2 separate regions of the Homo sapiens genome follow, and region 1 is linked to region 2. Evidence: chromatin loops called from intact Hi-C (ENCODE). Cell type or tissue: GM12878. All regions are shown on one strand. Region 1 overlaps LHFPL1 (LHFPL tetraspan subfamily member 1). Region 2 has its middle 20 kb from the start of MIR4329.

Region 1 (5,000 bases), 120 kb before region 2:
TGGACTTTATCCTGAAGGCAATGGGGAACCACTGCTAAAGAAGGATAATGACATCAGATTTGCATTTTAGAAACATCAGTTTGTCCACAGGATGGGAGATAGATAAAGGCGTTGATGTGCAGTACCTTTGTGGAACAGGGAGAGAGAGAGTCAGGGGCTATTTTCAGTAACCTAGATGAGAACTTACATAAAGAGAAGGAAGATAGATTCTAGAGTTCTCATTGTGTGTCTTAGCGTAACAACAGTAATTTACTCCTTCTGACGACACTACACATTTGTGATTGACATCATTATGGCTGCTTTTGTTAGATTCCATCTGTGTGTGTGTGTGTGTGTGTGTGTGTATGGATCATGTCTCCTCAAATTAACTACAGGCTTGTTGAAGACTATATCCTTAAATTCTTTGTAGTTTTTACAATGCCTTATTCAGCATCTTGAATACAGTGAATGTTCAGAATATGCTTTTTGAGTGACTGTTATTAATTTTTGACATAATCCTTGAACATTCAAGAATGCTAGAAAGCCAGACCCAGTGAGCTGATTTACCTCAGGACTCAGAAGTGCATGTTCCCTCATTCTAGCCATTAAATTAGCCCCATACCAGCAATGCCAGCTTTGAACATTAGCTATTTCCATCCATGCTTTATCAGCCAACGGATATACACCACAGAGACTTTTCCAGGTCCAAGGTTCCTGGGTAATGACAAATGCCACAAATAATACCACCCAATATGAGTTTAGTACTTTATCATTTTTAAGGTATTTTGTGATCCATTATCTCATTTATTTATTTTTCATTTGTTTTATTCATTCGTCAAGTCCCAGCCAGAGGCAGGAATTATTATAGAGGAAAGAATCGAACAGCCAGATAAAGTGTCTGACCAAGGTCCCCACTTAGAGAAAATAGAGACTGAGCCCAGGTCTGTGTGTGCTCAGGAAGTCAGTGTGGTACAGGGAGAAGAGTCTGGGATGAGAGTTACAGGGAACTGTGCTAGAAATCACGTCCTTTCACAAAATGAACCTGTGAGGCAAGCCATTTCTCCTTTCTGTGTTTCAGCTTCTCCGTGAGTAAAATGGAAGTGATACCACCTATCTCACAGAGCAGCTCTGAAGGCCAAAAAGATGACACATACAAAGCACTTAGCACCATGCCTAGAATAATTAATACTTCTCAGATCCTCTTTATCTCAGCTCAACACACTCCCAACTGGTCCAACAAGTTCCCAAAAGTGTCTGAGAGAGCTGTAAAATACAGATTCCTAGGCTCCACTCCAGATCTACAAAATTAGTATGTCTGGGGAGAAGGCCCAGATGATTCTGATACACATTTCCATGGGGAACCACTGGATAGGACCATATCATTAGCCCACATCAGTCTAACTTTCAGAGGAAAAGCAAGAGGAATCCACATTTTTTGGAAACCTACACTGTGCTTGATGCAGTGCTAGCAGCTTTCACTTGAAAGATACATTTGTCTCTTTCTCATAATTTCTCACAGTTCACCAGGGTGAGGCTAGGTGACAATGATTTGAAAAAGTTATATGACACAGAACACAGATATAACATATATTTTCATCCCTGTAACTCTAGCCTCGCCAGGGAATTGCTCCTGGGATTACAGTTGACCCTAGTTTTCCTCCTGGTTCCTGCGTTTGAAACCCATTTCACTTTATTAAAAAACCTTCTATATTGTCCAACCTATACTAATAACAATAGTAATACTATCAGTTAATGTCAGGCCAAGCAGCTCATGCCTGTAATCCCAGCACTTTAAGAGGCCGAGCTGGGCAGCTTAGATGAGTCCAGCAATTTGAGACCAGCCTGGGCAACATGGTGAAGCCCCGTCTCAACAAAAAATATTAAAAAAAATAAATAAAAATTTATATTTTTTGTTGAGACGGGGCTTCACCATGTTGCCCAGGCATTAACTGGAAGAAACAGAAACAAGGAATTAAGTGTGTTCACATTCTTTGATCTAAGGACTAGAGGCAGGACTGAGAAAGCAGCAGAGAATGAATTCACCTGACTTTACTGCCATCGTGTGGTCGTCTCATGCATAGACAACTGGCTCACAATTCTGCATTCATTTTTCCAGTCATTGAGCCTACTAGGCCCTCTGCAAGGCAATGTGAAAATAAGGCCAATTGAATCAGAAGACCTGACCTTGAGGCTATTGTAACAGCCTTGCTTTCCTCTGGAGTCACCAAGCTGGAAGTCACCTTAGTCACCAACTACTCCAGGGGTGAGCACCTCATTCTCATGCAGACTATGTCAGAAAAGATAGAAATGTTTATAAGCACCGTCATTATTTTTCTATTCAAAATGAAAGTAGCTTAGTGGCCTATGGGATGTATAGAGTCTCATTACTTTAAGCACCTCACTATTTTTAATAGAAGATGATCAGTGAGAAAATCTAATGGTAAATTAGCTTTCTAATCTGTTATGCCTTGTACCTGTAGAGCATTGTTTTCATAAAGCACATTTATCTGCATGTTGTCATGTTATGGCCAAAACAATTTTGGAAGGTAGGTATATTAGTCCATTCTCATGCTGCTATGAAGAAATACCTGAAACTGGGTAATTTAAAAAAAAAAAAAAAAAAAGCCGGGCGCAGTGGCTCACGCCTGTAATCCCAGCACTTTGGGAGGCTGAGACGGGTGGATCACGAGGTCAGGAGTTCGAGACCAGCCTGACCAACATGGTGAAACCCTGTCTCTACTAAAAATACAAAAATTAGCCGGGCGTGGTGGTGCATGCCTGTAATCTCAGCTACTCAGGAGGCTGAGACAGAAGAATTGCTTGAGCCTGGGGGTCAGAGGCTGCAGTGAGCCGAGATCGTGCCACTGCACTTCAGCCTGGGCTACAGAGCCAGACTCCGTCTCAAAAAAAAAAAAAAAAAAAAAGAAAAAGAGGTTTACTTGACTCACAGTTCCACATGGCTGGGGAGGCCTCAGGAAACTTATCATCATGCCAGAAGGCACCTCTTCACAGAGCAGCAGGAGAGAGAATGAGTGCAAGCAGGGGAAATGCCAGATGCTTATAAAGTCATCAGATCTTGTGAGACTCGCTTATTATCATGAGAACAGCATGGGGGAAACTTTCGCCATGATTCAGTTATCTCCACCTAGTCCTGCCCTAGACACGTGGGGATTATTACAATTCAAGGTGAGATTTTGATGGGGACACAGAGTCAAACCATATCAGTAGGTATTATCATCCTCACTTTAGTCGTGGGGAAACAGGTTTAAAGAAGTGAAATTACTTATCTATGGTGATACAGTCAGATAGCAACAGAGCCACCCTACAATTTGTTCGTTCCATTCAGTGCAACACTGAGCATGCCAAGCACTACGGACGTGCGGTTGAAATCATGTCCTGTCACAAACTTAACCTCTGGGGCAAGTCATCAAACCTTTTTGAGTTTCAGCTCCCCATGAGTAAAACAGAAGCGATACCAACTACCTCCTCACAGAGCAGCTGCTTAAGTTGCCTTTTAACTGACTGATTCCCCCACTGCCTGCTCCAGCTCAGCACAGCTTCTTCTCTGGCTGGATACTCCTCTCTGTGTGGGCTAGATGGGCAACTAAAAAATCTTAAGCAACACCTAAGCCATGGATTTTCAAGGACTGCCTGCCAGGGCATTCTAGCTGATGCTGCAGGAAAATTGTGAGGGGCGGATGGCCTCCTATGGATGAGTTGCTTTGGACAATCCCTTTGGCCAATCTCTGGCCCCTCCTTCCATGGGTGGGTATTACTTTCTTTTTTTTTCTTTTCCTCTATAACTTAATCTTGATGGGGTGGGTATTACTAAAAAGCTCCTCTCCTCTAGAAGGGATGCCTTAAGTAGATTGCTTTAGTTTTTATTGTACATTTTTAACATATACAATATGATGTTTTTATATACCTATAGTGAAATGATTACTACAGTCAAGCAAATTAGCATATATTTCTCCTGTTTGTGTGTGTGTGTGTGTGTGTGTGTGTACACATTAAGAGGACCTGATATCTGCTCTTCTGTTATTTAAATACAAAATAGGTAGACGTGAAATTAGATCAAAGACCTCACCATAAAAGTAGGCATATCACAACACAGGGAGCTAGGCATGTATCTGGGGCCTCTGAGTACTTATCGATCTAGTCCAATGCTCTCTATGTGAAAACAAGGAAACTAAGGGTCAGAGTGCCAAAGTGAGGTGCCCAGGCAAGCTTAGGAAAATCAAAACCCAGGTGCCCTGATACCCTGGCCATGGTTGTTTCTACCACACTTTGATGCCCTGCTATGGGCATGGAAATGTATTAGACTGCTTCTTTGTGCTGTGGTGAGCACAAGAAAACAAACTGTCCATAAAGAAGGAAACTGACAGAAAGAAAAGGTAACAGGAAATGCCTGGAAACTGAACCCACAAAGGTCAAACCCCAAGTCACCATAAAAGGCTTTGAACTGGCAAGAATGAGCAGAAATGATGGGAGAGCAAAGGAAATGAACCTCCAGGAGAGGAAACACAGGGAGCACACACATGGCTTTTGGGTAGCCTCTACTGCAGGCCTTTGCCAAGTGTGTGTTGGAGGGGGTCCCTCCTTCCCTCCCAGAAGCCAAGTCTGGGGCATCCCCTCCAAAAAGGCTCTTGAGACCTAGGCTGCTACTAATAGCAAGTTACATATAATGCAGCCTATTGTGCTTTGTATGTGTCTATACTTCACTTAATCTTCTCATTAACCCTACGGAGAGAAATACTATTACCAATCCTCATTAATGGAGGCTTGCACAACTTGTAAATGGTAAGGCTCATATTTGAACCCAGGTCATTCTACTATTAACCTGTGCATTTAGCCTTCATGCTGCATATACTGGCTCCTTGCTGTAATAGGTCCTTTTTCTGAAAACTAAAGTACTGGGAACATTTTTATTTTAACAACTGGTATCAGGATGATGATGATGATGATGATGATATCAGATATCAACTATTGACTGGTTACTATGTACCAAATACTATACTGTA
Region 2 (5,000 bases):
AACACCTGATAGACACTCATATTGAGATGTGTGATAATGGCTTCTTTTGGACATATGAAGGAATAATAATAGTAATAGCCAATATTTATATAGTGATTACCGTGTGGCAGGCATTCTTTATTTACTTTCTTATATTAATCCATTTAATCCTCATGACAGCTCTGTGAGATAGATACTGTTATCATCCTCATTTTCTCGATGAGGACACTGTATCATGGTCACACAGCTTGTAAGTGGTAGAGCAGGTACAATTCTAGGCATTCTGGCTCTGGAGTGTGCGTGTTTTTAATCACTGCCCTCTTGCCATCACATTGCCTTAATTGTGTCACTAGTTTCTGGAAGGCAATATGATATAGCAGTTGAGTGTGGGCTCTTCAGACAGAACTTGTTTCAAATCAAATCTTTGCCACTTACCAGCTGTGTGACCTTGAGCAACTGAATTAACCTCTCTGATTCTCAGCTTCCTCCTTCTAAAATGGGGATATTTGTTGTAAAAATTAAATGAGATAAGCAATATATTTAAGTGCTTAAAACAGTACCTGGCACATATTAAGTATTTCACAAATGCTACCATTGTTGGTTGTTACAGTGATTAAGAGCAATGATTCTCTAATGGTGGGGATTTCAGACATCAAGGAGAAGGGACTGTAGCAAAGCGATTAAGAACAGGATTTTGAATCTTAGCTCTGCCTCTTAATAAATGAGTTAATCTCTCTGCATCAAAATTTCTTCATCTGTAAAATGAGGAAAGCAGTATTTCTTTCTTAGCATTATTTTGAGGATGAAATGAGTTAATAGATGTAAGACACATAGAGCAAACCAGGTATTTAGTAAATACAGTAATCTCCCCTTATTAAGCACTTTTGTTTTCCGTGATTTCAGTTATCCATGGTCAACTGCTGCCCAAAAATATTGAATGGAAAATTCCAGAAATAAACAATTCACAAGTTTTAAATTGCCTGCCATTCTGAGTGGCATGATTAAATACCTCACCATCCTGCTTTATCCTGCCCAGGACATGAATCATCCCTTTGTCCATGTAGATGTCAGCCACCTGTTAATCATTTAGTGGCTGTCTCGGTGATCATATCAACTGCCATGGTATTGCAATGTTTAAGTCACCCTTGTTTTTCTTCATAATAATCCCAAACGGCAAGAGTGATGATGCTGGCATATCATTTTAATTGTTCTATGTTATTATTAGTTATTGTTGTTAATCTCTTACTTTGCCTAATTTATAACTTTACCATAGGGATGTATGTATGGGAAGAAAACATAGTATATGTAGGCTACAATACTATCTGTGGTTTCAGGCGTTCACTGGGGTCCTTGGAATGTGTCCCCCTCATATAAGGGGGGACTACTGTACTACATAACTGTTGGTTTATAATAACAAATAGATTTCTTTGAAGCCTTTGCCTCTTTTGCCCATATATGGTTCACCCTAAATGCAACTTTGTTTTGGTAACATCTGTGCCAGACTGCTGCTGCTGCTTTTTTTTTGTTTGTTTAATCATTAGCACCCTTAAAGGCAGAGACTTGACTTTCTCATTATAATCCCATAGCCAGCACAGTCTCTGGTACATGGTTTGATGAATGAATGAATGGGTCTGTATGGAAATATGAATACATAAACAAAAGAATGAAAAATTGGGCTGAAGTTCTGTGGCTGGTATAACATCTACGGATGGGACCAATTTTTTTAAAACAAACAGTAGAATGGAAAGCTCCCTTCTGCCCACTGTGGGGACTTATTAAATATTTAATAAATGTCCCTTAAATAGCAACATTCAGATGGCATATTCCATTTCATTTAACTCGAAATGCTACTTCGTTTTTCTTCATCTGAAAGCAAGCATGACAGATCATTTATTTTGCCTTACATATCAAGCATCTGCCTGAAACAGCTGCTTCTCTTCAAAACCTGGCAGCCTGAGGGTCTGAAACTGATCTAACTAAAGAAAGGTGATGTGGATTTTTGCACTACTCTGTCCACCTCTTCTTTATGGAGACTCTTGAAAACAGAGAAGGCTTTTCAATCCTGACTGTGTATCAGAGTAATGTGGGAAGTTTATTAAATATGCAGATACTCAGATCCCATGCCAGACCAACTTAATCATATCCTCTGGGAATGGAGGCCCAGGAATTTGTATTTTTAGATACTGCCCAAATGAATTTTAAGCAGTGCTTTAAAGAAAGTCAAGGTTGGCCAGCAGATGTCACTGAATCTTTCCTAGCCTATACCACCCACCTGTCCTGTTGTCCTAAACTTTACTCATTTACTTGAAAACGATGACTATAGAAAGTAGTTCTGACTGTATTCTTAGAGGCATCCGTAGCTCAGGTCACATGGACCATAAGAAAGAACAAGTGCTCTGTCATACATAGCATCTGGAAACTAAATGTTTTCCTAGGCAGGTTGGTGAAGCAAGGACAGCAGGCAGTTTTGCCTGTGCAGGAAGCAGCCCCCAAGCCTGTGGTTTTTCGTTCTGTCCCCATGCATTGACCTGTAAGGTGATGTAGTCTGAAGAAGCCCCTGTTCCTCTGCATCCCTGGAAATAAATCTGCTCAATGGAGCACAGAATCAAAAACAGCAATAGCAATAATTTACAAATAAAGAAAAGTATATTTTAATTTTTAAATTGACTTCAATTTCTATTTATACTTCCAGTTCTAGAGAAGCAGGGGGAGAAACGTACCAGAGGAAGGTGCAGAAATAATCCCATCTGCTACAGAAGGCCTCCACAGAACTTGACCACTAAAAAAAGAAACAGACTGTTCCTTGCTTCAGCGACTCAGCTTCTCATGGTTCAACCTAGCCAGCTTTACCACAGAAGGATTCGGCAATTTGCTCAGAAATATGGCTTTAGTTTAAAACACAAATGACCCCCTGCTAAAAAAACAGTTGTGGATTCCACCAGCCCAACACTGAATTTCATCTATCCTTGTCTGGGGATACAGGCGCCAATTGTTCACATACCACACACTACTCCTCCCTGTGTTTAGGGGCTGCAGATCAGGCTGGGGTTTCTGTTCCTCTTGATTTGTAGCCACTTCCTCCATGGCTCCTGTGTGCAAGTCTGCATGTACCTTAAGTGTGATGGGATGTTTCTTAGCTCAGGACTCCGTAACAAATACCATAGACCAGCATACTTGTATCGACTGGATGGCTTAAATAACAAAGATTTATTTTCTCACACTTCTGGAGGCTGGAAAGTCCAAGATCAAAGTCTGTCAGGCAAGGTCAGTCTTCTCACTGTGTCCTCACATGGTCTTTCCTCAGTGCATGCTCATGGGAGGAGAAAGAAACAGAAAAGCAGTGGGAAGAGAAAGAGATAGAGAGTGCTCTCTTCCTCTTCTTAAAAGGCTGCCAACCTTATTGGATTAGGGCCCTACCTTTATGACCTCACTTAACGTTATTACCTCTTAAAAGCCCTATCTACAAATGCAGTCACATTGGGAGTTAGGGCTTCAATATATGGATTTGGGTGGGAGTGGACACAATTCAGTTCATAGCAGGAAGTATCAAGTAGGTTCACTGTGTACCAGTTACCAACTTGTCTGAGTCTGCTGAAATAGAATACCCACACATGCAACGAGTTACATGAAGCAGATTTATTACTTACAGGTAGGCAGCAAGAGACAACAGATGCCTAGAATTCATTATGAACTGGTCCCCCAAGGCTCAGAAAGCTGCCTGGGGTGGATGGAGTCTTGACTGAGTATGCCCCCACTTTCACTGTAGATGAGAGACCCCAGAAAGCAACCCACCCTGGGTTTTACACCTAGAGTCACAGGACTCACTGGGCTAAAGCATCCCTGTTTTTTGGGGTAGGGAGGTGCTGAAACAGTCTGGGCTGCTTCAGCCAGCTCCCCACTTATCTCAGGATGTTGCATTCCCAGCACATTCTAGTCTTTCTGGAGAACTATGAGCAAGAAAAGGGGAAGAAATGATTAGATCTAAAACTATTCAGAAAATAGTCCTGCAGGAAGTCAGTGTAAAAACAATGAAAACGGACACTTAGGCCAGCCTGCAAGCAATTTCTGGAGAGGTCCAACCAAGAAAGAGAAGCACATATCAGACAAGGGAAAGAGTTACCAGCCAACACGCCAGTCAGTCTGCACTCTGCAACCCTCACCTCCCACTTCTACACTCAACCAGTTGCCATCCCCAGTGGATGGATGTGTACCTCTGCCAAGGGGTGTCGCTTTAGCCCACATTTCAACAGGTACCCCAGGAAGTAGATTGATGCTCTCTAGGGCTCAATTATCTTCCTTCCAAAAAGAAGGAGAAGGAGAAGTTGGATGATTTGGGTACCAATTATCAGCATGATAAGTAAGAAAAAATGAGTATTAGCTAGGTATCACAAGAGCAGATAAATGATCATAATTTCATTTGTAGAGTATGGTTTACTTTGACTAAGTATATTCTGGCACATTACATCACTTGGTCCTCAAAGTAAACCAGGAGTTATTATTCTCATTTATCAGATGAGGAAACAGATGCCAAGGAGCTATGACAGTGTCCAAAGTCACAAATCCTGTTACTGTTGAAGTCAATGCTGAAGTCTTAAAGAATGTCAGCAATCATCAACAAAGTAACAGGGCCACACTGGCCCCTTGAGCATCAGAAGTGCTGTATGTACACAGCACCACACAATTTAGCACTGGTTTCCTCCAATTACTTTGTTTGCATTTATTTGGTTTCTATGAACTGGAAGTTTCTCAAAATCAGGGGCCCAGGCTTATGTATTATCGTATTGCCCGTAAGGCTTACTATAGGACTGCACTAAGGTGATGAACTTTTGGCTGGGCACAGTGGCTCACGCCTGTAATCCCAGCACTTTGGGAGGCCGAAGCGGGCGGATCACGAGGTCAGGAGATCGAGACCATCCTGGCTAACACGGTGAAACCCCGTCTCTACTAAAAATACAAAATATTAGCTGGGTGTGGTGGCGGGCGCCTGTAGTCCCAGCTACTCGGGAGGCTGAGGCAGGAGA

What was found. Hi-C counts contacts between places; a loop is a spot of excess contacts. Peaks named below come from ENCODE experiments on the same cell type or tissue, not always from the same donor. Only the 100,000 strongest peaks of a DNase experiment are listed, where the experiment ranks them.
Region 1: it touches region 2 in a loop (12-fold over the local background); 1 of 110 quality-filtered maps calls a loop at or near these places.

What each region holds. Positions count from the first base shown.
Region 1 is chrX:112,640,497-112,645,496 of GRCh38, forward strand. All of the region lies in intron 3 of LHFPL1 (LHFPL tetraspan subfamily member 1), which reads right to left. Among named protein-coding and RNA genes, the nearest start is that of LHFPL1, 37 kb to the right of the region's middle. RefSeq lists enhancers at 1,052-1,101, 3,570-3,619. In GM12878, a CTCF peak has its summit at 2,044 (motif pointing left); DNase peaks (open chromatin) are centred at 1,058, 2,046 and 3,365; H3K4me3 peaks cover 248 bases; H3K27ac peaks cover 3,274 bases.
Region 2 is chrX:112,758,670-112,763,669 of GRCh38, forward strand. No RefSeq gene overlaps it. Among named protein-coding and RNA genes, the nearest start is that of MIR4329, 20 kb to the right of the region's middle. In GM12878, a CTCF peak has its summit at 2,213 (motif pointing right); DNase peaks (open chromatin) are centred at 2,362, 3,112 and 3,510; H3K27ac peaks cover 1,872 bases.